Regions from separate parts of the Homo sapiens genome. Here all the other regions are linked to region 4. A link is a loop called in an ENCODE intact Hi-C map of the cell type or tissue named here. Cell type or tissue: IMR-90. All regions are shown on one strand.

Region 1 (4,000 bases), 550 kb after region 4:
GTGCCTGCTATAGCATTTAGTTCATAGATTTTTTTTTATAGAGATGGCGTCTTGCTACATTGGCCAGGTTGATGCTTGAACTCTTGGCCTCAAGCAATCTTCCTACCTTGGCCTCCCAAAGTGTTGGGATTACAGGCATGAGCCGCCCCCCTACACAACCTACAGATTTTTAAATAATTCGGTATAGAGTAAGTAATTAGATAAGTAAGTAATTAATGAGCATTAGGCCAGCCTGACGTTGGTTCGAATCCCAAATCCTTCACCTCCTTCACCTGTTTACTGTTCAACTCAGGCAAATTACTTAAGCTCTCTGATCCTCTTTTGATTGTATCTATGATGGGGATAATAAGGCAATCACAGGGTTGAGTGTGGAGAGGATTAAATGAGATAGCTTTTGTAAAGGGTTAATAGCAAGGCAGTCACAAGACAGATGCCTACAGAAATGTTGACATCCAACATTCTTTCCCTACTACATAGAAAACCAGAGTCATTTCAGTGACATGAATCGTTGTAGAATCGAGAGCTGAAAGGGAATCAAAGCCCCTATTACTCAGTATGGTCCAAGGACCAGCCCCATCATGTTAGAAATAAAGAAACTCAGAGGCCCGGTGCAGTGGCTCACACTTGTCATCCCAGCACTTCGGGAGGCCGAGGCAGGCAGATCACAGGAGGCCAGGAGTTCGAGACCAGCCTGGGCAACGTGGCAAAACCCCATCTCTACTAAAAATACAAAAATTAACTGGGTGTGGTGGTGTGTGCCTGTAATCCCAGCTACTCAGGAGGCTGAGGCAGGAGAATCACTTGAATCTGGGAGGTGGAGGTGGAGGTTACAGTGAGCCAAGATAGTGACACTGCTCTCCAGCCTGGGCAACAGAGCAACACCCTGTCTTGAAGGGAAAAAAATAAATTAAAAAAAAGAAATAAAGAAAGTCAAGCTCCACCCCAGACCACTAAAGCAGAACTTCTGGGGGAAAGGCCTGGTTATCTGTATATGTAGTCAGCACCACCACCTTTCCCAAGGGATTTTTTTTTTTTTTTGAGATGGAGTCTCCCTCTGTCACCCAGGCTGCAGTGCAGTGGCACGATCTTGGCTCACTGCAACCTCAGCCTCCAGGGTTCAAGCCATTCTCCTGCTTCAGCCTCCCAAGTAGCTGGTACTACAGGCATGCACTACCACACCCAGCTAATTTTTGTATTTTTAGTAGAGACAGGGTTTCACCATGTTGGCCAGGCTGGTCTCCAACTCCTGTCCTCATGATCCACCCACCTTGGCCTCCCAAAGTGCTGGGATTACAGGCGTGAGCCATTGTGTCCGCCCTCCCCCAGGGGATTCTTATCAAGGAGAAAGTTGGAGTAGGTTGAGCCTGCTGCAGTCGAGGGTCTCGTGTCCTTCGTACTGTCCTGAACACTCACTTGAACCCCAACCCTCTCCCCGCCTGGGGCTTGGTGCCTGGGCCTCCACACTTTGCTGCCAATCCATCTGCTGTTCTTCAGACACCTGCCACTCCAAGCTGGGCTTCCAGTGAATTGAAAGCTGCCCCATCAGACGCCCACGCTGGACTAATCGGCTGGGGCTAGGAGGTTCCAGTAGCATCACGCACAAGGGGAACCTGAGCCTGGTTGGCTTGGCCACCAGCATCACAGCATCCTGGGAGAGGTGCCTTTGGTCCTTGGCAATCCTCCTGGACCACCTGCTGCACCTGAAAAACACAGCAGAACAGGATTCTGACTGTGGAAGGCATCCCCCTGTCTGAATTATCCACCCCATAAGCAAGCCCTAGAGACAGAAGAACAAGAGGACACATTCTTCCAAGCCTCTGAAACATTATCCAGACCTGTCCGTGCCGATTCATCAACTCTGAGCTCAAGGAATCATAAAAGTTTGTTTTTTCATATCTAAGAGATGATCCAACCTTCTGGAAACTAAACTTTCTTCTCTTAGTTCATGCAGAAGTCATTTTAGTGAGCCACAGGATCTGCTTTTCATTCTTGATGACTATACCCATATGGGATTGTTGGGAGAGCCAATAAAGAACGTTTTTAAAAACCTCTCTGTAACAACTTCGCTTTGCACCTCAATACACCTGCTTCGAAAGGTCATTTAGAGACCATTTGTATTGGGATGACAAATGAAGTGATTGTACTAAAATGTAACTTTCATAATGGCAACAATCCTGTGTGCTACAACCGCCCCTCCTGGCACAAAGTGGGCCTTCAGTATAGATTTCTTAATAAATGCCATGAAGTATAGAAGTGCAAGCGGACTTTACAAAGATGCTCATTACAAAGATCATAATTGGTGGCCACGTTTCAGTTCGTTTTTGTCGAAAGCTGTTTACCTTTAAGCCTATGCTATGCTCAGGCTGACTTGTGTGCTCTGTTACATCAAACTACCGAAAAGCCATTTCCCAGACCAAGTTCAAACTTACTGCCATCTACTGGCTAACACTTAAAATTAGCCTTACCGGCATATGTTTAAATTTTAACTACCTGCGTAAAACGGAAAACATTTGCAGAAAATTGTGGAAACATAATCTACCGTAAAGACTTGAGGCCAGGCGGAGTGGCTCACGCCTGTAATCCCAGCATTTTGGGAGGCCGAGGCGGGCGGATCACCTGAGGTCAGGAGTTCAAGACCAGCACGGCCAACATGGTGAAACCTCGTCTCTATTTAAAAAAAAAAAAAAATTACCTGGGAGTGGTGGTGCATGCCTGTAATCTCAGCTACTCAGGAGGCTGAGGCAGGAGAATCACTTGAACTTGGGAGGCAGAGGTTGCAGTGAGCTGAGATCGCACCACTGCACTCCAGTCTAGACAACAGAGTGAGACTTCATGTCAAAAAAGAAAAAAAAAAGACTTGACAGTAGTATTCCATTTTCAAAAGAATGAACGGAAACTACTGTTTTTGCATTAATAGTGTTTTAAAAGGTTACATTTGATGTATATATATATATAATTTAACCTCTAAAATATATATGTCCCCCCAGAGCATTCCTGCAAAAAAAAAAAAAAAAAAAAAAAAAAAAAAAAGCTTAGTTTATAAACTAGAGCTCAATGAAATTTCTAACCAGTAAATTCTGTGACAGCCTCCTTTGATAGATGTGCTGTTTCTGCTGGGTTTGATGCTACTCCTTCATAGACTGTGAGTCTGGGAAGAAGCAAACTGAGGTTGAAAGATGGAGAAGGTCTCCTGAAGATGGTCAGGCCTGGAATGTGGAGATTCAGAAAATCCTGGCACTCAAGAGCATACTGCCCACTCAAAAGCATACGCCAGAAGTCCCCCTACCCCACTCCCCACCAAAAAAACTGGTGTGTATGTGTGTGTATGTGTGTGTGCGCGTGCACACACACGCATGCTTCCTGTGCTTTTTAAATATCTGCAACTGACATGTGGGGAACTTGCAAAGGAGAACAACAGCTGCCTTCACACTGCCCCCTACCCCACACTGCGTATTTAAAGGAAAGTCTGGCCCAACTTTCCTCTGAGTGCAGCAGAAGGAAAACACACACAGACCGCAGCAGAGAAAACCACACAGACATATAAGCAAACAGACAGCTTCAATTTCAAAGATTCTTGCAAGACCCAGTGTGGCTCAGGAATGGCCATCAAGAAGCTGATGGTTCTGGAATGGGCCCTGATGTTTATACACTCAACGCCTGGCTGCTGGTTTTTTTAGACTGACCGGAGTGGCCACTGCCTCACAGAATCACTAAAAGCTCACTCTGCCAGGGGCAGGCAGGCAGACTCTGTTGTAGTCCAGGAAGTGTCCTCTTTCCTTGAAAGTAGATTTAAACTTTCTGAGAATTAATGTTTGTCCCTAGGAACAGGTCTGTGTGCATATGTGTGCATGTACGTATGTGTGTATGTATGTGTGTTTAATGGTTGCCCCTTGGACAACTTCTCACCAGTAGGGAAGACAAACCCCTCATCCCCTCAACCCAACTGACCTGCTGGGAAGTCCCCATGGAACTTATTTATTCTATAAATTCATCCAGTAAA
Region 2 (4,000 bases), 340 kb after region 4:
TTATAATTAATTTATAACATGATTAAATGTAATATGTAACTCTTATGATTACTTTTATTAATGGTGATCATTTATGTTCCAGGCACTATGTTAAAAGTACATGTACGTTATTTCATTTAATTCTGACGATTATGTGATATAAATATTATTACCTATATTTAAGTGTGGGTTAACTGAGGTTTGAAGAAATTTAAGTACTTGCTCAATGATATATTTCTAGTAAGCTGGGTGAGCTAGAAGTTGAAATCAGGTCTGTATGATTCCAAAACCCATGTTTTTAAACACCAGGCTAGAAAACTATTAGTGTGCTATTCATTAAAATTTTTTAAATGGATAACTTCTATGATTAATGGGCTTAAGCAAAAAACAAACAAAAAAATCCCCACTAAGAATATTTCAAGAATCAATGTCTTACATAGTTTTGCTTTATTTAATCTATTACCCATCTGCTGGTGATCTCTTTTCATATTCATATTTCCTAAAATAAAATGTTCTTACATATAGAAAAATAACATTCCCACTTAATCTGTCAATTTCTAGAACCATAAAAATAGTGCATATTTCAAAAGTACCTATAGGGACAAAGAATCCATTTACTTAACCTGAGTTGCCTTTCTTTATTTCTCCGTAGTCTAACATCCGTATTCAACCACACATCTTCACAGATCTAAATTGTCAGTCTCCACTTCTCAAAATTTTACTTACTGTTTTGTTGTATATGTAAGGTCACACCATTTCATTAATTATTAATAACAAAAACTTCAATATTAAGCAGACAATATTAAATTATATGTTAAATCTTATTTTAGAACCTAAAACTATAGTGATTTTGAAAATTTAAAAAGGGGGTTAATAATAGATTAAGAAACAAAAGTTTTTTCAATTTTGAATAACTGGTCTTTGAAAAATAAATACCCCAAAGCTAAAATCTGACCCACCCTTTTTTTCTTCTTACCTCAGGTTGGCTGGAAATATTCAAAATGAGAGCCCACAATTCAGCTCTCAGTGCCGTGGGACTTCCTTGTCTGATGTACTGTTGAGCAGCAGCACTATCTTGTTCTGCTAGAACTATCAAAAGTATATGAAAATCTCCTTTGAAAACTCAGAATGTAAGAAACATCACTGAAATCTTCAATTATAAATCTTTTGGGAAGCTGATATTCAGTCTTTCTATCTAACATAATTACACCGTATCTTTACCTTTTAAAATTTATTCTCTGGATTTCAATACAGCCCTATTTGCAGCCCTCCCAGTTGCAAGCCTTAAGCTCTTCCACCTCCTACCCAGTGTGGATAAGGAGGGACTTAATGTAAGGACTTTGAGATCACTTTGCTTTAACTATAGCTCCATGGATCTGAAACTAGTATTGTGTGTGTGTGTGTGTGTGTGTGTGTGTATATATATATATATATATATATGAAATAATTTTTAGATTCCATTATCAAGTTAATTCATAGCTACGGAAACCCCAAATTTCTTATGCATATTCTACTACATCATGAATGTTCTAATATTTGGAAATGTATGGTACATGAAGTTTCATGCCTAAGAATTACAATATATAAGAATGTTAGCTATCTATTCTATTAAATGACTTCTTAGTTATTTGCCAAAATCAACAGAAAACAGGGATTTTCAAAGACGTAGAAACAAAGATCTCATAACCTTGCAAGAAGGCTCAAATTATTCTTAAAAAGCCAAGTTCACACAATCAATATGTTATCTTTTGCTTTCATTTTAATTTTTATTTTCTTTAATAAAGATGTCAGCTATTCAGTCTGGAAATAAAGGTCCAAAAAAACAAAATGAAGCAAAACCAAAAAAAGACATATCAAAACAACTGCTAATGTTTATCTAACCAGTATTGTTTTCTTATATTTTCTTCTTAAAAAAAATCTTATATTAAATGAAAATGACATGAGCAGAAGAAACAAAGGAATCATGAAATAAAAAAGAGATGAAGCATATTCTTTAATTTGAAATTGCTCTTAATAAAAGTGTCAAATCATACAAATAAATTCTAAATAAATACAATTTTTAAAAATTGAAGTAGGGATTTGGTACATGACAATATAATTGCCATAGAAGGTTCATTCTGACACAAAGACCAATCTGTACTTCATATCTCAAAGACAAAAAAGGATTTATAAAAACAAGGAAAAGAATCTTCAAAAGATAGGGAAAAACTATTCCCCAGAATACTAAAAGCCACTTTGGTTATTAAGCCACACCACTGTGAATGGTCACTGGGAACCATTACAGTTATATTTTCTCCTGATGCGGGAGCATATTCCCATTAACTCTAATGAGAGGTGTGTGGGTGCATCAAAGACAGAACCTGCCTCTTTGATTTTAAAATGAAATTCTACTGCCGAATGGATTAAGCTAACATCCCTGAGGAATATGTGTCTGCATTTCCTTTTTAGTGAACCAGCTGTGTACTTCTTTCTCTGACATTTATTGACAAAGCCAAAATGATGCATTTTCCCTACTTATAAAGATTCTCATTATGTAATCTACATGGTTAAATATTACCCCTCTTTAGGTTTTTCACTTTTCAGAGATTAAATTTCACCTGGAGGTTATCTGAGGCAGACATTTAGCTGGGACTGTCTCACTTTTCAGAAATAATAACATTTATAATTAAAAGCTTACCTTTTTGCCCAATACGTACATGTTCATTTTCAAAAAGTTCTAAAAATTAAAAAAAAATTAAAATTATTAGACATGAGTATGAGCAATCACATTTAGAACAACATTAGATACATTTTTCTGGTATTGATACATTTAATGATTTTTAAAGCCAGATGGCTCTACAGAAAACTAAAGAATATCTCATATGTAAAAAAGTTTTTTCTACATTTTTTAAAATTAAAACAGAGTTATGAGCATTTAATCAAACAAAAAAATTGATGAATGAATTTTCCCTTTGTTAAAACATCTCATAATAAAGCCAAACAATTTTTTGTTTAAAATTAAAACAGTTATGAGCATTTAATCAAACAAAACATTGATGAATGAATTTTCCCTTTGTTAAAACATCTTCTCATAATACAAAAATGTTCCTATTCATTCATCTTTAATTTTTTCCTTAAAGAAAAACAAAACTTATTGACAGCTTCATTTACAAAACCCTACTTCCACTCCAATCTACCATTGGCTATCTAATAAAAGCATATCTAATAAAAGCCTTACTGCTATATAGGAAAAATCTCGCTCTACAAATGCCATTTTAAAAGATTCTATGATGAGATTTTTTTAAGTAGAAATCATAATGGAAAAAGATTCATGAACTAGACTATATTACATTTTTAAAAAAAAACTTCTGTTCATCAAAAGCACTGTTAAGAGAGCGAAAATGTAAGTAACACAGTGGAAGAATATATTTGCTGTACATATATCTGGCAAAAGACTCCTATTCAGAATATATAAAGAACTCCTGGTAGACAAAGACAGATGACTCTCAGACACGAACAGGCAAAAGACTTAAATAGAGGCTCTTCACAAAAGGAGTGACCTGAAGGACCAATAAACATATGAAAAGCTGCTCAACCACATTGGTCTTCAGGGAAATGCAATTAAAACCACTATGAAATACACAACCACCACAATAGCTAAAATGAAAAGACTGACAATTCTAAATGTAAAAGATGTGGAGCAAATGAATTTCTCATACAAAGCTAGTGGGAGTAGAACTTGGTACAAACACTGTGGAAAAGTGTCCAGCAATAGCTACTAACACTGAACATATGTGCATATCCTATGATAATTAGCAATCCACTCTCAGTTATAAACCCTAATGCATACATATGTGCACCAAGAGACATGTACAAGAATATTCACAGCACCACCATTGATAATAACCAAAAATGTAATCAATACCATCAGCAGGATACTAGATAGTGGCATATTCATACAATAGATTACAATACAGCAATGAGAATGAATGATTTATAATTCTCTACAACACCTTGAATATTATAAAGAAAAGCAAAAGAA
Region 3 (4,000 bases), 280 kb after region 4:
AGCTATTTTCTCATAGTGAGCCAAACTCTGGCTCCCTGAAATTTCTACTTAGTATTCTTAGTTCTGACTACAAAGGTCACACAGAACAAATCTAATTTATCTTCTATGTGAAAATGTTCAGAAATATTTGAAGACACTGCTCTCTCTCCTGCTCTATCACCATCAGGATTTCTTGCTCCAAGACTTCATGAATTTCTTCAAATTTTCCTGAGATGAGGTGGTCTTGAAAAGCTTCCATATTTTATTTTATTCTAACCAGTTACAGTTCACTGCAGTCCTTAAAGTGAGCTGACTAAAATCTCTAATCATTTTCCCTCCCTACACACCCAACAGCTAAGACAGTGTTCTTGGACAGTTGTTCCCGGACTTCACGAAAGGGTTATATTTTTATCCCTATTACATTTCTTCTTTGGTGAACCACTCCAGTTAGAGATAATAATCCTGAATTCTATTCTGTTATCTAATGCATTCTCTAGTTCTCCTGATTCTACAAAACTGAAAAATTTGATAAGTATACCATGTCCTCATCAAAAGCAATATAAAAATGCTGAACATGACGGGGTGAAGACTAGAATTATCAGTAGAAACTCCTTTCATATTGATGTCAATGCATTAATCAGCAACCTGTTGCGATAAGGGCATGGACTGGATGTCAGACAGACTTGGTTGGGTTCATCCGGTTCTATCACTAAAGAGTGTGTGTGTGTGTGTGTGTGTGTCTTTGCATATGTCTCTTAACTTCTCTAAGCTTTAGCTTCCTCATCTGTAAATCAGAGATAACGCTAGAACTCACATAATATGATTAAATGAGATAACAGTTGTGGCTCAGCCATTAATAAATAGCTTAGGGCCTATACTATTTATTTAAATAGCTTAGGCTATTATTTGTTAATAAGCAAATGTTAATTGTTGATGTTATCATTTACAAGTTAGTTCATACTTCTTTGTTGTTTCTAGAAGCAATTTTATCAAAAATAGTATGAGAAAAGCCAAATTATTCTGAGCTGGTATGCCAGGCCAACCATCTTCAGAATTTTGTGCAGCACTGCTTTAAGCTCACAAGTGAAAATTCTGAGGATTGACATTTTCTCTAGTCTTCTAGCACACAGATTCATGTTCTCCAACTTCTGCTGAATTTTATGTTGTGTATCAATTTTCTTATTCCTCTCTATATGATTAGCCACCCCATTCTTTCAAAATTTCCTCCCTTTTCAAGTGTTTAACACTGAATTGTAGACTTCACTTTCTCCTCACTACGAGGCTGATGCCATTGACATGAACTCCTTCCTTTGGCTGTTCTTCATATTTCATGTTTTCTCACTTACAGCCCAGAGGAGGATGTATCCTTTTTCTTTTTCACCCAACATCTTCACCTGTGCTCTAAATCGTGTTTCCTTGACTTTCAGAGTGACTGGCAAGCAGCAGTCAGGTTTGCAGCTTGTTTATGTGTGGCCTGTGAGCTAAGAATGGCTTTTACATATTTTAAAGGATTATTTCAAAAACAACAAAGAATAATATGGGACATGGACTGTTTGTGGCCAGCAAAATGTGAAATATTTACCATCTGGCTGGTTAAAGGAAAAGTCTGCCAAACCCTGCTTCGGACTCCTGCCCCATCAACCATCCCTTCCCCCTTGCTGCACATGCATCATTCCACACACATGTGCTGTGTCCCTGCGATGTGCCAGACACTGTTCTAAGAACTGTAGCTGCCATTTGATTAGGGACAAAACAATCATAATAAAAATAAGCGAATACATGTCAGATAGTAATAAGGGCTATGAAGAAAAATAATGGAGGGAAGGAGGACAAGGCCAGGCTAGGGCGGAGGAGGACTTACTGATAAAGAGCCCTTAAGCTGTGGAGGTGAGAATCATCTGACAAGGGTGACCTGGAAGCCCTAGCTTCATGTGATGATTGTCATAAACAGGGTTACCTTTACTGAGGGCAACTGGTCTTCAGCCGGATAGTGGTGGGATCTGCTCTTTACTCCTCTAACGAAGCAGAGTAGAAGCAAGGGGTGGGTGTATCTTATCAAAGTAATCATATCTTTAGTCTTTCATATTTCACTGCATCCTTTCAGCCAAGGATGTTACGAATATTCTTACACATAATAATAAGAAGAAATAAGAAAGAAGAAGAAAAAATAGGAAGGAAGGAAGAAGTAGTCAATTTTTTTTCCCGGACCCTACTTTCCCATCAAACAAATCTCTAATCTCGCTCATTTTCTCAAAGCCAGGCTTAATTTTTTTTAAACTGTATTGACTTCCTTTACTTCCTTATTATGTATCCTCAAAATCTCGCAAATGGTTTCCCATCCCTACGGACGTAACTTCTGATTGCCAAATCCAGGGGTTTCCCTTCTTTGTATGCTGTACTTAATGGCCTCACAGTCAAACTTGAGTCTACCACGGCATTGATGACACGACGCAGATCGGGCTTCTTGTCCCACAGAAACTTTTGCTGCTCAGTTTTTTGTGAGTGTTTGTTTTGTTTCTGGCAGTTCTCTCTTCTGCGCACTCCTTCAATATAGCTCTGAGACTCTGTATACTTGTTTTCTCTTTCGCTCTACCAGTATTCTCATTATTAATCCATAATACCAACCTTAAAAGCCCAGTATCCTCAGGCTCCTTCTGGTCTCTATTTTTGTAAATGACTCACCACCTCCCTAGTCATTCAGGGAAGAAACTTTTGAGTCATTTTTGCTCTCTTGTTCTCCCTTAGCCCTTATACCTAAATGTGATTATGTACCTCTCCTGTCTCTTTTGGATAAGGACCACTTAACTCTTCAGTCTTCATTCCTTCTCTGTACCCCACAAGCACTGCTCTAATCCCTCCAAATTGATCGCCACCCCTTCAGCCTCTGGGTGCAAGACAAGGGCTATAGGCAATGTTCTCCTCTACCTCTGGCCCTGTCCCTGCCCTACTCCTTCATAATTTTAAACAATAATCTTCCTAGAAAGATCTCCCTGATAGCCTTGATCCCTCCCCCTAAGCAATTCATTAATCGGTCCTCTTCTTTCAGTTGATTTGCCCTCATTGATTGAGGTACTACTCCTACACACTGTGCAATTCTGACTCCAGCACTTTCTACCTGTGTACGCTTACGTATGTTACTTAACCTGCTTCCTCATCCAAAGCTGCTTTTAGACTAAGGCACAGGGGCTTGAGCTGAGGGCTCTGTGACCCTCCTCCGGCTGTACTCCTTATCCAGAGCCAATGTTTCTCCTTCCAGACCACATCCAAGGTACCCAAGACTCTGAAATTCTGAGCCCAAAGGCTCCTAAGACAGCTTCCAGAGCCTGCATGTTCTCTTTGGTGGGGAAGAGAAGAGAAGGTATACACCTCCTGATATACCTGTATACCTCAGGACAGAGAGGTGGCCAAAGGCTGGCTATTTGTGGAAACTGTGAACAGAGGCTGGACCTGCAGGCTTCTGTCCATGAAGCCTGTCCAAGGTGTGAAGTGGAGCCGTAAATGAGAAGTGGGTGGGGATACCACAGGCTAGGGAAGGATGAAGAGTCTGATAATTCTGAATTCAAACCTGGCCTTCCAGATTGTTATCAAAGTATACGTGTCAAGGAAAGAAAATAGAGTAGACTTTATCAGTTTATGAGTCTAATTTATAACTTTTATATATTTTGACTTATGGTAGGTGGGCCTCTATTCGTACTTCTGCTCTGGGCCCTGCAAAGGTTGGAGAGAAACTTGCCTTCAACAATCAAGTGGGAACAATACCAATGAGGTGGTGAGGATTAAATATTATAATATATGCAATATGATTAGCACAATATTTGATACAAAGGCAGTACTTAAGAATTGTATTCCTTTCCCTATCTTACTGTCTTTTAATAATTTTTTATTTTTTTCTCTCCCAGTAGAATAAATCCTTTGAGCATGGGAACTGCTTTTTATTTATGTATCTCTATATCCAGAGACCAAGCACAGTGCCCAGAATATAACAGGTACTCATTAAATGCTTGCAGAATGAATATATGCA
Region 4 (4,000 bases):
ACATATATACCTACCAAAAATTTATTAAGGTACCTAAAATTAATCTTTTTTTAAAAAAAGCAAGACCTGCACAGAGAAAATAAATTATCAATTTTACTTAAAGATAGAAAAGATCTCGATAAATGGAATTGATTAATAATTCTCCACAAATAAATTCACAAATTCAAAAAAAAATTTTTTAAACCCAATGGAACCTTTCATGGAATTTCATAAGCTGATCTTAAAATTCAGAAGATTAGTTAAGGGTAGAAATTCTGAATTTGAACAATAAAGGAAGACTTGGTCTTATCAAATATCAAAACTTTTTATAAAACTCTAGAAACTAAAGCAGAATAGGGCCAGTGAAACAAAATGGGAGAGCTGGGAGCACTTATGTATCTATGGAGAGAAGTGGTATTATAAGTCAGCAAGGATAGAACAGGAATGAAGCTGAGACAACTGTTTACCCGTATATCAAGAGATATATTTAGATTCCAACTTCACACTATGAACAAAAATAACTTCTAGGTGGATTAAAGGGCTAATGGATTAAAGAAAAACTTAAAAACTCTAAGGAGAGCAAACAACAACCTATCATCTGTTGAAAAAGACATAAAAAACACAAATCAGATTCACAATTTGCCATTCAAAAAGCCAAAGTTTAGAAGATATTTGCAACTCTCAAATAACCAGAAAATAGAAAGAACACTTCCACATCAGTATGGAATCTTGCAGGGATTCCACAGCAAGAACAAGCAACTCAGGAAGAAATCTGAACAACAAATGCCAATAAAGGAAATGGTACTCAACCTCAACAGTCATCAAGGAAATAAAAATTTTCATAATTGTGAGGTATCATTTCATACGCATTCGAGTTGCAAAACAAGTAAATCAGGTTATTCCAAGTACTGATGAGGATACAGGCACACAGGCACCCTTATAAAACAGTGGGTATGTAAACTATTTTGAGAGCAACTTGACAATGACTAGTAAAAGGTGCCTTCCCAATGACCCAGCAGTCCGTTTCTAGGTGTCCACACAGAGAAACTCTCAAAGTTATGCACAAGGAAATACAGGTAAAGATGCTTGTTGCACATTGTTTGTAAGGGCCAAGAAAGTAGAAAGTAGAAAAACGGATAAACTATGGATTTTTAAATACAATAAATAAACATATAAGTTATGGTTAACTCATTAAGCAGTGACTTTAATTCATCTCTACATAAACATGAAAAAATTTTGAAACATAACTTTTGAGCAAAAAGAGTTGTAAAATATCACCTAGTTTGATAACATTTATATACACTTCTAAACACGCAACCATTGTATATAATGTTATGGATATATATGTATGTAATAAAAGTACAACAGGCTTTAGCATAAGTCACAACTTTAAAACAGTGGGGAAGGGTAGGCAATGTGGTTTAAGTGTATTTGTAATAGTTTATTTCAGAGAAAAAGATAAAGAAAAATGTTAAAACCTGTTTATCTTTTTGGTAGGTGGGCATATTATTTTCAGTCACTTTAAGTGTGTGTGGATGGCTTTATAGGAAAGTTTAAATAAATTGTTATCACATTCTCACCAAGGAAAGCATTTAGCAGATATTTAAGAATAGGAAAAGACATTTTAAAAAGTAATAGGAAAACAACACCCATTCCCCTATCTACACAGAGCTAACCATTGATATTTTCTGTGTTTTTTCTTTCCATATAATTACACATAGACAATATTATTCTGTGTATATTGTTACAACCTTTTACTTTGTTCTTAACATACTACAGGCATGTTTCCTTGTCATTATTTCAAACTTGTAAAATTTACACATATCCATGGTAAAAAAAAAATTTTAACTGCTCAGGAGGGTATAGAAATGAAGAGCCTTCGTCCTTCCCTAGACTTCTATTGCCGAGAGTTTCCCATTTATCAGGTCCAGAAATTAGGCTTTTGTAACTAAGCAGAGTGGAGTACCTCTGTGGTGCCACTGGGTGGAGGCAGAGCTCTCAAATTGTAATCTTTGACATGAGTTATTTTTTAGAGATAATAAATCTGATCACAGCATTTCTTTCTTTTTCTTTTTTGAGACTGAGTCTTGCTCTGTCGCTCAGGCTGGAGTGCAGTGGCACAATCTCGGCTCACTGCAGCCTCTGCCTCCAGGGTTCAAGCGTTTCTCCTGCCTCAGCCTCCCGAGTAGCTGAGATTACAGGCGCACACCACCACGCCCAGCTAATTTTTGTATTTTTACTAGAGACAGGATTTCATCATGTTGGCCAGGCTGGTCTTGAACTCCTGACCTAGTGACCTGCCTGCCTCAGCCTCCCAAAGTGCCGGGATTACAGGCCACCGTGCCTGGCCTGATCACAACATTTCTAAAACATTAAATTTAAAATCAACTCTTGTACTTTTTTCTGATTTAAAAGTTTAAATTTGCCTGTATTCCACAATCACTTAAAACTAGAATAATTATTCACATTTAGTACAATTGTTTCCTTTTAACGGACATATGGATATCCAATACCTCTGCCCCCAACCCAAAAAGTGTTTTTTAAAAAGCAAAGAAAAAAACTAGTTAATCTAGATAATGCACTTTCATGCACAATTCAGATATTAAACACGGATTTTAAGGAGGAAATTCAACTTTTAAAAGCTATAGTTTTCAAACAAAAGCGTGTACTTATGAATCAGTGTTGCATTTGGCAAGCTTAAGTGCATATAATTCAAATAAACAAATACAAACTGAGAATATTCTAACTGCAGAGCTGGCCCAGATCTAGACATAACTTTGCAACCGTCATGACCTTGCAGTGTGGAGCAAGTGAAATGAATGCAGTCACACACTTCTAGTTTTGCTGTATTTACAATCTGTCCACTCTTCCTGCCTCTTTTAAGAGTTGAGTGCCGCCTCACTCTCCTTGCATTAACTGTCTGCTGTCAAACCAGAGAAGTAAAACCAGCAAAATAATACAAGTACATACCTGGAGTTAGTTAGTGGTAGAGCTAGGATTCAAATCCCTGTTTCCAAGATCTTCCCCTAATTTTTATTCCTACTATACATTAAGCGGCCATTTGAAAGGATATTTTCCCTGAATGCTCAGCACTTCATTCCCACACTGATTTGGCATTTATAGTGTGCTATCTTTACTGTCAATTATGTTTTTATATGACTCCTCATTTCAATTTAATTACAAGCAATGTTTTAAAAAAAGTCTTATATTCAACAATATAATGTTATATATAACAGTTGCTCAAATAAACACTTAATAATCAAATTTATAAAGCATTCAGATTTCTTTAAAGTGTGTGTATAAATATATAATATAAATATACACAAAGTATTGATATATGCATTGCATATGGTATTCTCAAATAGTAAATATTTAAATTACTAACAAAAAGAAAGAGAAAATGAAGGATAAACCCAATTTTTTCTCACAGATTTCGAAGTACATGATTCCTAAAAGGACATAGGAGAAAATTACTTTAAAACCTGTACCAACAATTTTTGTTGAAATTGCCACTTACCGGGAAATTGTGACACTATTGGGGGTGTGTCTTCATCTAAGTCATCAACTCCTCCAGCAATTGGATAGGGTGGAATGGAGACTCTGGGCATCACCACCCAGCTGTGATCAGAATAAAGGGAAGAGGTCAGGCTGGGGAGTCCTGAGTTATGGGCTATCTGAAAGCCACAGATCTTCTCAATTTGTTGCCAGCGAAAAAGTCGTTCTCGTAAACAAGTTGTCAACTCAGAGAGAGCTTTCCTGGAAAAGCCAATAAAGAAATTACTTACTGCATCAAAAGGTCTTTAATATGGCACTGAAAAAAGGCAATACATGAACAGACCATGGCAATTAACTAATTTCAAGAAGAAATAACCCACTCTTAAAACTAATGTAAATTATGTAATTATATAAATGATAAATATAAATTGTTCACAAATTACTCATTTTAACACAATAAACATAAATCAAATAAAAGTGAAAACAACATTCTTACTTTGCTTCCAGAATTTTGTGGTCTACCTCA
Region 5 (4,000 bases), 690 kb after region 4:
ACTTTTGCCTAAGAGCCTTACTATAATGTTCTCAGGGGCTATGAGATTGCTTGTGGCTGAAAATATCAATTCCTCTGGGTACTTCAGCAATTACTCCTTACAGAACCAAAGTCAAATACCTATATATAAATTATACATATATATGAATTAGACACACATATACTGTATACACACAAGCACACACACAATTTTAAAATTGTGCCACATGAACCATGTTGCACCAAGATTTCAAAGCACTGAGTCCTATGTTCAAAAATTCTTTTTGCTGAGTCTCTATCATGTGATAGACAATCTTCTAAGTATAAGAATATAAATGATACCTGCCACCAAGTGACAATATTTGGGTGTGATAATTACAACTTAGTATCATGCTTCCAAGAGAATTATATACAGCATTTAATACTGTATTAAATATACAGTATTTATACAGCCAGGCACCAACTGTAGTCTGGTAGATCTGGTTAGAATATTCCCTTAGTCTTGAGAAATAACCTACTAAGGATCATTACTTTTCATACACAAGAACGCATTAAACTGCTGGGCTCATGCAGAGATGTCAAAATACTTTAATATGACTGAAGCACTGATTATGGAGAGAAAATGGCAAACAACTCAGCTGGAGAAGAGACAGATGAAATAGTTATGGAGGATCCTATGCGCCACAGTAGCTAACATCTTTTGAGCACTTGCTACATGCCAGGAATTCTGCTAAATGCTTTCATACATTATCTCATTTAATCTTCACAACAACTTTCTGAGTTAGGAATAATTATCTTGCAATTGATAAAGAGATTAACTTGTCAATGTTACAGGGGTTTTAACTGGCAGGGGTTTTAAGTGCCAGAGACAGAATTGGAACCCAGTTCAGATTAAACACTAAATGTGAGCTCATAACCCTCCACTCTGTTGCCTCTCTTAATGAACGCTGCTAGGGGGAGCCATTGAAAGGTTTTTAGATTAAGCAGTGATCAGATTTGCTCTTTAGAAAGACTGCTCTGCTACATGTAGAAGCTGGATAAAGGTGGTGACTCTAGAAGCAGAAAGAGGCTGTCAGTACGTCATAGTAAACCAGGTGAGAAATGACAGCATGAACTTCGGCAGTGAGGATAAGGGAAACAAATTCAAGAGATTTTTTAGAAGGAAAAATGATCAGTTCTCAGTAATTAAATGTAAAGGCTGGTGAGAGAGGAATTAGGAATCGTGGCTTTGGGAACCAAACGGAATATGGTATCATCTACCAAGAACAGAGAAGCAACAGGTTTCATTCAGTCAATACGTATCTACAGAGTGCTCCTCAAATGCAAAACACTTTTCTAAGGCCAAGAGTCAAATCTGAAATTATAGTCATGGTTATTAGAATTTATTCTTAAGAGCAAATAACAAAGCACTAAAAAATATAAGGCATATTTAAAATTAATCACTGCTATTAACAGACTTGGCTTAGAGTCCAGTGAAAGCATGTTGTACTACCATTTGTTAAATATTACTACATGCAGGCCAGGCATGGTGGCTCACCCCTGTAATCCCAGTACTTTGGGAGGCCAAGGTGGGCAGATCCCTTGAGGTCAGGAGTTTGAGATCAGCCTGGCCAACATGGCGAAACCCCATGTCTACTAAAAATACAAAATTAGCCAGGTATGATGGTGTACGCTGGTAATCCCAGCTACTCAGGAGGCTAAGGCACGAGGATCGCTTGAACCCAGGAGGTGGAGGTTGCAGTGAGCTAAGATTGTGCCACTGAACTCCAGCCTGGCCACAGAGTGAGACCCTGTCTCAAAAAATAAAATAAAATAAATAAATAGAATATTGCTACATGCAGAAAACAAAAGAGGAAAGGCATCCCATAATTTTATAATGTTATTACATTTGAGTTTGACAGAACTTCAATCTCTTACACCACACACACACACACACACACACACTCACACACGACACATCACCCTGTAATTTGTTTTATTTGTCCCTTTCCCTATAAGTTTATGGGGGGCAGGAATAAAGGTATCTGTTTTATTACCCATATTATAATACATATTTGGGATTTTAAAAAATCCCACTATCGCTACTGTGTCTTGCCAAGAACTTAAAAACCTCCTATTTGACTTCCTATAAAATATGACCTACTTCACATTAGCTTATTTCAGTAACAATTCCTAGACCTTCCCCACAGTTTTCATCCAAGGATGCTCTCTGCGAATCTTAAGGCACAGCAATCCTGTGCAGATGTGGCAAGTTATTATAATTCCCATTTTACTACATAGTTAGGAAACTGGCCCAGGGGAAGTAGAGTAACTTGGAAATAATCACAAAGCCAGATGCCAAAAATAACAACTTTTAGTCAATCCATGAGAAAATACTGCCCCTAGTTGAGATAACATGAAATTTAGTATTAGGAGGAAGCAAAATGCAAAATAATGCTTTAAAGCCAAGTCCTGGGTCTTATTTCTAAAAATGAACAGAAGAATGAGATGTATAATAACTTTCAAACGAAACAATTTTTTCCTAATGCCTTACCCATCAAGGGTGCCAAAGGTTATTTAATGAATTACATCTGGCAAGAATGGCCTGTCAACCAAACCAATTTTGATCTTACCCACTTAAAAAAAACATTGATAGAAATCTGTTGGTATAGGACAACAGATAACTTTTTAACAAACCTAACTGCTTAAAATCTAATGCCTACAAGTGTGTATTAGTACAGATTTGAAAATATTGCAAGTCTCCTGTTTTCTGAAAATATACTCACAGATCCATCAGCAATATGCATGGATAATAAAATTTAAAGCTTTAACAGTTAATACTCAGAATGAAAGTTCTCCAGCCACAACGCATCCAGATTTCGAAATATGCTGCTGTTATAATTTAATTAAAAGCAGTTTTATTTCACCAATCATGTAAGTAAAAGTATTACACGATTTAGAAAGAAAAACGCAACTCAAATGGTAAAAGCGCTTTTATCATGTCTGTGTAATCATTCTTACAGGTACAAGTCAGAGCAAAATACCTTCCATTACTACACAGTATTTACACTTTGCTCCCAGTCAGAGAACCAGTGAGCTCAAGATTTTACCTTCAAAACAATGATTATGTACAAGAACAAGTAAGGGAGACATAAGATTATTGGTAAAACCCACTCAAGCGACCCAGACTGCAGATTTTCACAAAAAAACTTATGTATCAATCATGAAAACATGGTTTTCCATTAATTAAAACTCAAACTACTAATTCTAATCACAGCCAGAAAAAAAAGTATTTTCCAATGCTCCAATACTCGTTAGAGTAGATCTCGTATGTCCCCTATCAACAACACTTCACTATTGTAGAACTTCAGTTTGTAAATGAAATGACACTCCAAATGATTTTATGGGTAACATACCTTCTAAAAGTAGAGATCAACCAGTAGAAAAAAAACAAACTCTTGAAGAATACCTTCAGCATAGTAATCCTGGTAAATATAATAACTCTTATTCCTAGCACCCAGAATAACTCAAGTCATTAGAATACATCACACCACACCCCCCACCCCCATTCACACAACCCCAAGCTTTTAGCATTACCAAAACAATAAGAACTCGAAACACTTCAAGGGTTCTTTAACACTAGGAAGTGTCTTTAAAATAATCTCACTACAGGCTATTACGTGTGTGTGTGTATATATATATATAATATACATATTATACGTATACTTTTTAACTGCATTTGATTAATATCTTCCACAAAGATCTTAGAAGCAGTATTCATCGACCAGAAACTGCACTCTTCGGTGCTGTCCTCATTTCAACCCCAATGATGGGACAGAAGGGTTGTCACGCATCTACAGGGCAGCAAAAAGCACATAACTGTAAACTATCTAATGATTAAGAAAAAATAAAACATTTATATAAAATTCCCAAGCGGAATGCCTCTCCTTTTCCTTATGAGGCAGAAGTTACTGATAAATTCTAAATCCAGATTTCTAGAAAATGCTGAAATTCTCCGCCCCAACACTCACAAGTTTTTAACA
Region 6 (4,000 bases), 600 kb after region 4:
CAGTGTTTTGAATTTTTTTTCCCCAGACCTTGGATTGTTTGCATTTATACTTAGTGGTTGAACATCCCAAATCTAAAATGCTCCAGGCTGGGTGCAGTGACTCATGCCTATAATCCCAGCACTTTGGGAGGCTGAGGCAGGCAGATCACTTGAGGCCAGGAGTTCAAGACCAGACCGGCCAACATAGCAAAACACTGTCTCTACTAAAAGTACAAAAATTAGCCAGGCATGGTGGCGCACGCCTGTAGTCCCAGTTACTCAGGAGGCTGAGGCATGAGAATCGCTTGAACCCAGTAGGTGGGGTTGCAGCGAGCCAAGATAGTGCCACTGTACTCCAGCCTGGATGACAGAGCAAGACTCTTACAGGGTCATGTTGGCACTCGGGGTTTTCAGATTTTGGAGCACTTCGAATTTTTGGATTGGGAATGCGCAACCTATATGCCAAATACAGTAGTCAAATCTCAATGAGTTATCATAAATGGTACTTTTTTTTTTTTTTTTTGAGACGGAGTCTTGCTCTGTCACCCAGGCTGGAGTGCAGTGGCGCGACCTCCACTCACTGAAAGCTCCACCTCCCAGGTTCATGCCATTTTCCTGCCTCAGCCTCCCGAGTAGCTGGGACTACAGGCACCCGCCACCACGCCTGGCTAATTTTTTTTTTTTTTGTATTTTTAGTAGAGATGGGGTTTCACCATGTTAGCCAGGATGGTCTCGATCTCCTGACCTCGTGATCCGCCCGCCTCGGCCTCCCAAAGTGCTGGGATTACAGGCGTGAGCCACCGCGCCTGGCCCATAAATGGTACTTCTTAATTTCACATCTGAAAAATATAAAGAGAGCTAAACTGATAAAAGAATGAGTAGTGCTGGTTTTCTCAAAAGTACTGTGACAAAATGCATGAAATGGTAAAAATCAGGTTGATAAAAAATTCTCTATTCAAAACACTGACCAAGGTTCTATCTTGAAAGTGCTTTCCAATCATGTAATAAATATAAGAAAAATGAAGACTTTTCAATAGTCTGAGTCTTTAAAAAAAAAAAAGTCAACTCTAAATTATTTCAAAAAGCCATGATGGAAGTAGCAAATCCAATATAATCTAAACATTCAAATTATTTCTATATTGCTGATAAAATCATACCTTAAACATCCCAATATCATCATCCCCTAAAATACGGCAAACAAATCAAGTTGTTGCCCATACTTCGTAAAAATCTAGTGATTGAATAAAAGTCAGCATATATACAAAAAAAAAAGGCAAGAATACACGCAAAAGAAACTAAAGGGAGTGGGGTAAAAATAAAAGGCCACCAAATTAACAGAAGAAAACTTAAATACATCTTTATTTATTTATTTATTTATTTAATTTTAAAGACAGAGTCAGACTTTCACTATGTTGCCCAGGCTGGTCTTGAACTCCTGGTCTCAAGGGATCCTCCTGTCTTGGCCTCTCAAAGTGTTGGGATTACAGGCATGAGCCACTGCACCTGGCCTAAAATATATCTTATGTGGTGTATTTTAGGCCAGGTGTGTGAAACTGACTATTTTTTAAAATTTGGGCAGTTGGTCAATATGTATCAAACACTCAGTGAAAAGTCTGAAAAGTGGTTAGCTTACAGAATTTAACTGCTGCTATAAAAAGATATCCTATAAAACACGTTGCCTTTATTTTCTCATCTTCCCTAGCAGCTCTATCAACTATAACAAACAATACTTTCTCTGCCACTTGGTGGCGATATGCACACATTTAAAATTTTACTCCTTTCACAGTTGTCTTTATTTTCAGAGACTGTTTCAACCACTGATTTCCTCAAATCTTGAGATGATGTCTGAAAACTGCCTTACAGATTCAAAGAAGGCTTTTTATCCATTCCAATATATAAAATAAATTAGGTTAAACAGAATCCAAACTCATGATATTTGCATTATCTTGCTACCTTTGCAGAATCATCACTAACCTTTGATGATTATTCAGTTCACAAGGACCATATTTAGGAACTTTTTGCATGCCACAATTGGCCAATTAACACAAATCTCAATATGACTTCAGAATCAGTCTAAATGACTTTACTGTTCATTGTTTTAACAGCATCATTACTGCTACTGCTTAATTACTTCCTTCAAGAAAGCTCTAGATAAAATAATCTTTTAAAAAGTTTATTCTTTAACCTAAGATCTTACTTAATGAGAAATTAATCACTAATATAAATGGGGTACTAGATGTGCCATGCAAATAAATACTAGTTATTAGGCACCATATTTAACATCAAGAACAATTTTAAATTTGGAGATAAAATTTCCTAACCAAGTATTTTTAAGCATCACTCACTGGAGTTATTTTGTATGCCAAAAAGACACAGCCAAGAGGACTGTGATCATGCCCCCAGGTAACCTCACGCCTTACGCCTTTGCAACTCTTCAAAAAGGCCTGAACCAGGATCGGCAAGAAAGAAGACAGATCCTCTTCCCACTGTGCACTCCACCACCAAGTAAGAGCCCAGAACACTTCTCTGAATCCAGGGCAGTTTGACAGACATCCAGAGGGCTAGATTAGCATTAGCAGTCCTTTACTACTAACACCTGTTTTTTAAAAAAATCAAGTAAATTTAATGGGTTTCCCCTTTATCATAAAGTAATGCAGGTCTACTTTGAAATTTTTAACAATACAAATCAGTAAAAATATAGGAAAGTAGTTACTCTGGCCTTTTCATCATTTTTGTTCATTTTTTAGAGGACTTCAAAGCTTAGATTGTTAAAGCTTTCTTTTGACTGGGGTTTTAGACCAGCTAGGCCATGCCCAAATAATACACAGAAATTGAAAATAGGCTGGGTGCGGTGGCTCACGCCCGTAATCCCAGCACTTTGGGAGGCAGAGGCGGGCAGATCACAAGGTCAAGAGTTCGAGACCAGCCTGGCCAACATGGTGAAACCCCGTCTCTACTAAAAATACAAAAATTAGCTGTGCGTGGTGGTGGGTGCCTGTAATCCCAGCTACTTGGGAGGCTGAGGCAGGAGAATCATTTGAACCCAGGAGGCAGAGGTTGCAGTAAGCCAAGATTGCACCACTGCACTCCAGCCTGGGCAACAAGGCGAGACTCTGTCTCAAAAAGAAAAAAGAAAAATAAAAGCTACTACAATAAAAGATATGGTTAAATTTTCCATTTTAACTTGACAAACCACTACAGCTCTCTATATATGTTGGATCTTTTTCTTTTTTAGACGGAGTCTCACTCTGCCGCCCAGGCTGGAGTGCAGTGGCACCTCGGACCTCAGGTGATCCGCCCACCTTGACCTCTCAAAGTGCTGGGATTACAGGCATGAGCCACCATGCCGGGCCGTATTTTTTAACAGTAACTAACAAACAGGAACCTTATCTGGACTTTAACACAATTTTCTAAATAGGTCTTCCCCTTTTGTTATCTCCAACGGGCCTCAGTTATACATCCCGGTATTAAATGACACAGTGACTTTTAAAACTCCTAGTAAAGGTCCTTTTGCATAAAACCTAGCACACAATAGCCAATCAGAAATAAAGAATAAGTGAATTCAATTGTACTAAAATGCATCTTCAAAAATCCAGAGAAAAGAAAAGCAGCTTGCCTAAATTTGAAGCTATATGATAAACACACATCTATTCATAATTCAATTGGGCTAGCCCAATCTCACCTAGGTAATGGAAAAGGGTTAGTCCTAGGCAAAGTTAAGTTTACAAAGTTTAAGTATTTAAAGGATCTTTTCCTCCTCAATCCCTGCTCTAGATAACCAACACTCAAACGCAAATGGAATGGTATGGCAATTAGGGTAGTAAAAAGGGTAAATATTTAAAATTAGGCCCTCAAGAGTTCCAACCCTAGCTCCACAGATTCCTAACTAATGTCAACCTGGACACATTTAAAGTCTCTGATTTTCAGATTCGTTGCCCACAGAATTTGGATCATAACATGACTACTTTACAAAATTGTTACGAGGATTACAACTTTAAAATATTTATAAAGCACTTTGGGA

The links. A loop is a pair of places that touch in the nucleus more often than their neighbours do. Peaks named below come from ENCODE experiments on the same cell type or tissue, not always from the same donor. Only the 100,000 strongest peaks of a DNase experiment are listed, where the experiment ranks them.
Region 1: it touches region 4 in a loop (10-fold over the local background); 80 of 110 quality-filtered maps call a loop at or near these places.
Region 2: a loop joins it to region 4, with 6 times the contacts of the local background. A loop is called at or near these places in 2 of 110 quality-filtered maps.
Region 3: a loop joins it to region 4, with 5 times the contacts of the local background. A loop is called at or near these places in 29 of 110 quality-filtered maps.
Region 5: it touches region 4 in a loop (13-fold over the local background); 26 of 110 quality-filtered maps call a loop at or near these places.
Region 6: it touches region 4 in a loop (10-fold over the local background); 7 of 110 quality-filtered maps call a loop at or near these places.

Annotation. Positions count from the first base shown.
Region 1 is chr4:26,457,817-26,461,816 of GRCh38, reverse strand. No RefSeq gene overlaps it. Among named protein-coding and RNA genes, the nearest start is that of CCKAR, 31 kb to the left of the region's middle. In IMR-90, CTCF peaks have their summits at 2,441 (motif pointing left) and 3,424; DNase peaks (open chromatin) are centred at 1,916, 2,396 and 3,536; H3K27ac peaks cover 1,918 bases.
Region 2 is chr4:26,670,844-26,674,843 of GRCh38, reverse strand. It overlaps TBC1D19 (TBC1 domain family member 19), which reads right to left. Exons shown (of 21, transcript NM_018317.4): 10 at 2,657-2,695; 11 at 956-1,068. Among named protein-coding and RNA genes, the nearest start is that of TBC1D19, 89 kb to the right of the region's middle. In IMR-90, no CTCF peak of the experiment used is centred here; no DNase peak of the experiment used is centred here.
Region 3 is chr4:26,730,180-26,734,179 of GRCh38, reverse strand. All of the region lies in intron 15 of TBC1D19 (TBC1 domain family member 19), which reads right to left. Among named protein-coding and RNA genes, the nearest start is that of STIM2-AS1, 130 kb to the left of the region's middle. In IMR-90, no CTCF peak of the experiment used is centred here; no DNase peak of the experiment used is centred here.
Region 4 is chr4:27,008,499-27,012,498 of GRCh38, reverse strand. It overlaps STIM2 (stromal interaction molecule 2), which reads right to left. Exons shown (of 12, transcript NM_020860.4): 9 at 3,971-4,000; 10 at 3,497-3,735. Among named protein-coding and RNA genes, the nearest start is that of STIM2, 150 kb to the right of the region's middle. In IMR-90, a CTCF peak has its summit at 1,951 (motif pointing right); DNase peaks (open chromatin) are centred at 1,968 and 2,718; H3K27ac peaks cover 445 bases.
Region 5 is chr4:26,322,324-26,326,323 of GRCh38, reverse strand. All of the region lies in intron 1 of RBPJ (recombination signal binding protein for immunoglobulin kappa J region), which reads right to left. Among named protein-coding and RNA genes, the nearest start is that of RBPJ, 3.3 kb to the right of the region's middle. RefSeq lists an enhancer at 3,933-4,000. In IMR-90, CTCF peaks have their summits at 930 and 2,337; DNase peaks (open chromatin) are centred at 943 and 2,313; H3K4me3 peaks cover 980 bases; H3K27ac peaks cover 296 bases.
Region 6 is chr4:26,408,617-26,412,616 of GRCh38, reverse strand. The region is part of intron 3 of RBPJ (recombination signal binding protein for immunoglobulin kappa J region); the gene reads right to left. Among named protein-coding and RNA genes, the nearest start is that of CCKAR, 80 kb to the left of the region's middle. In IMR-90, a CTCF peak has its summit at 1,726 (motif pointing right); a DNase peak (open chromatin) is centred at 1,736.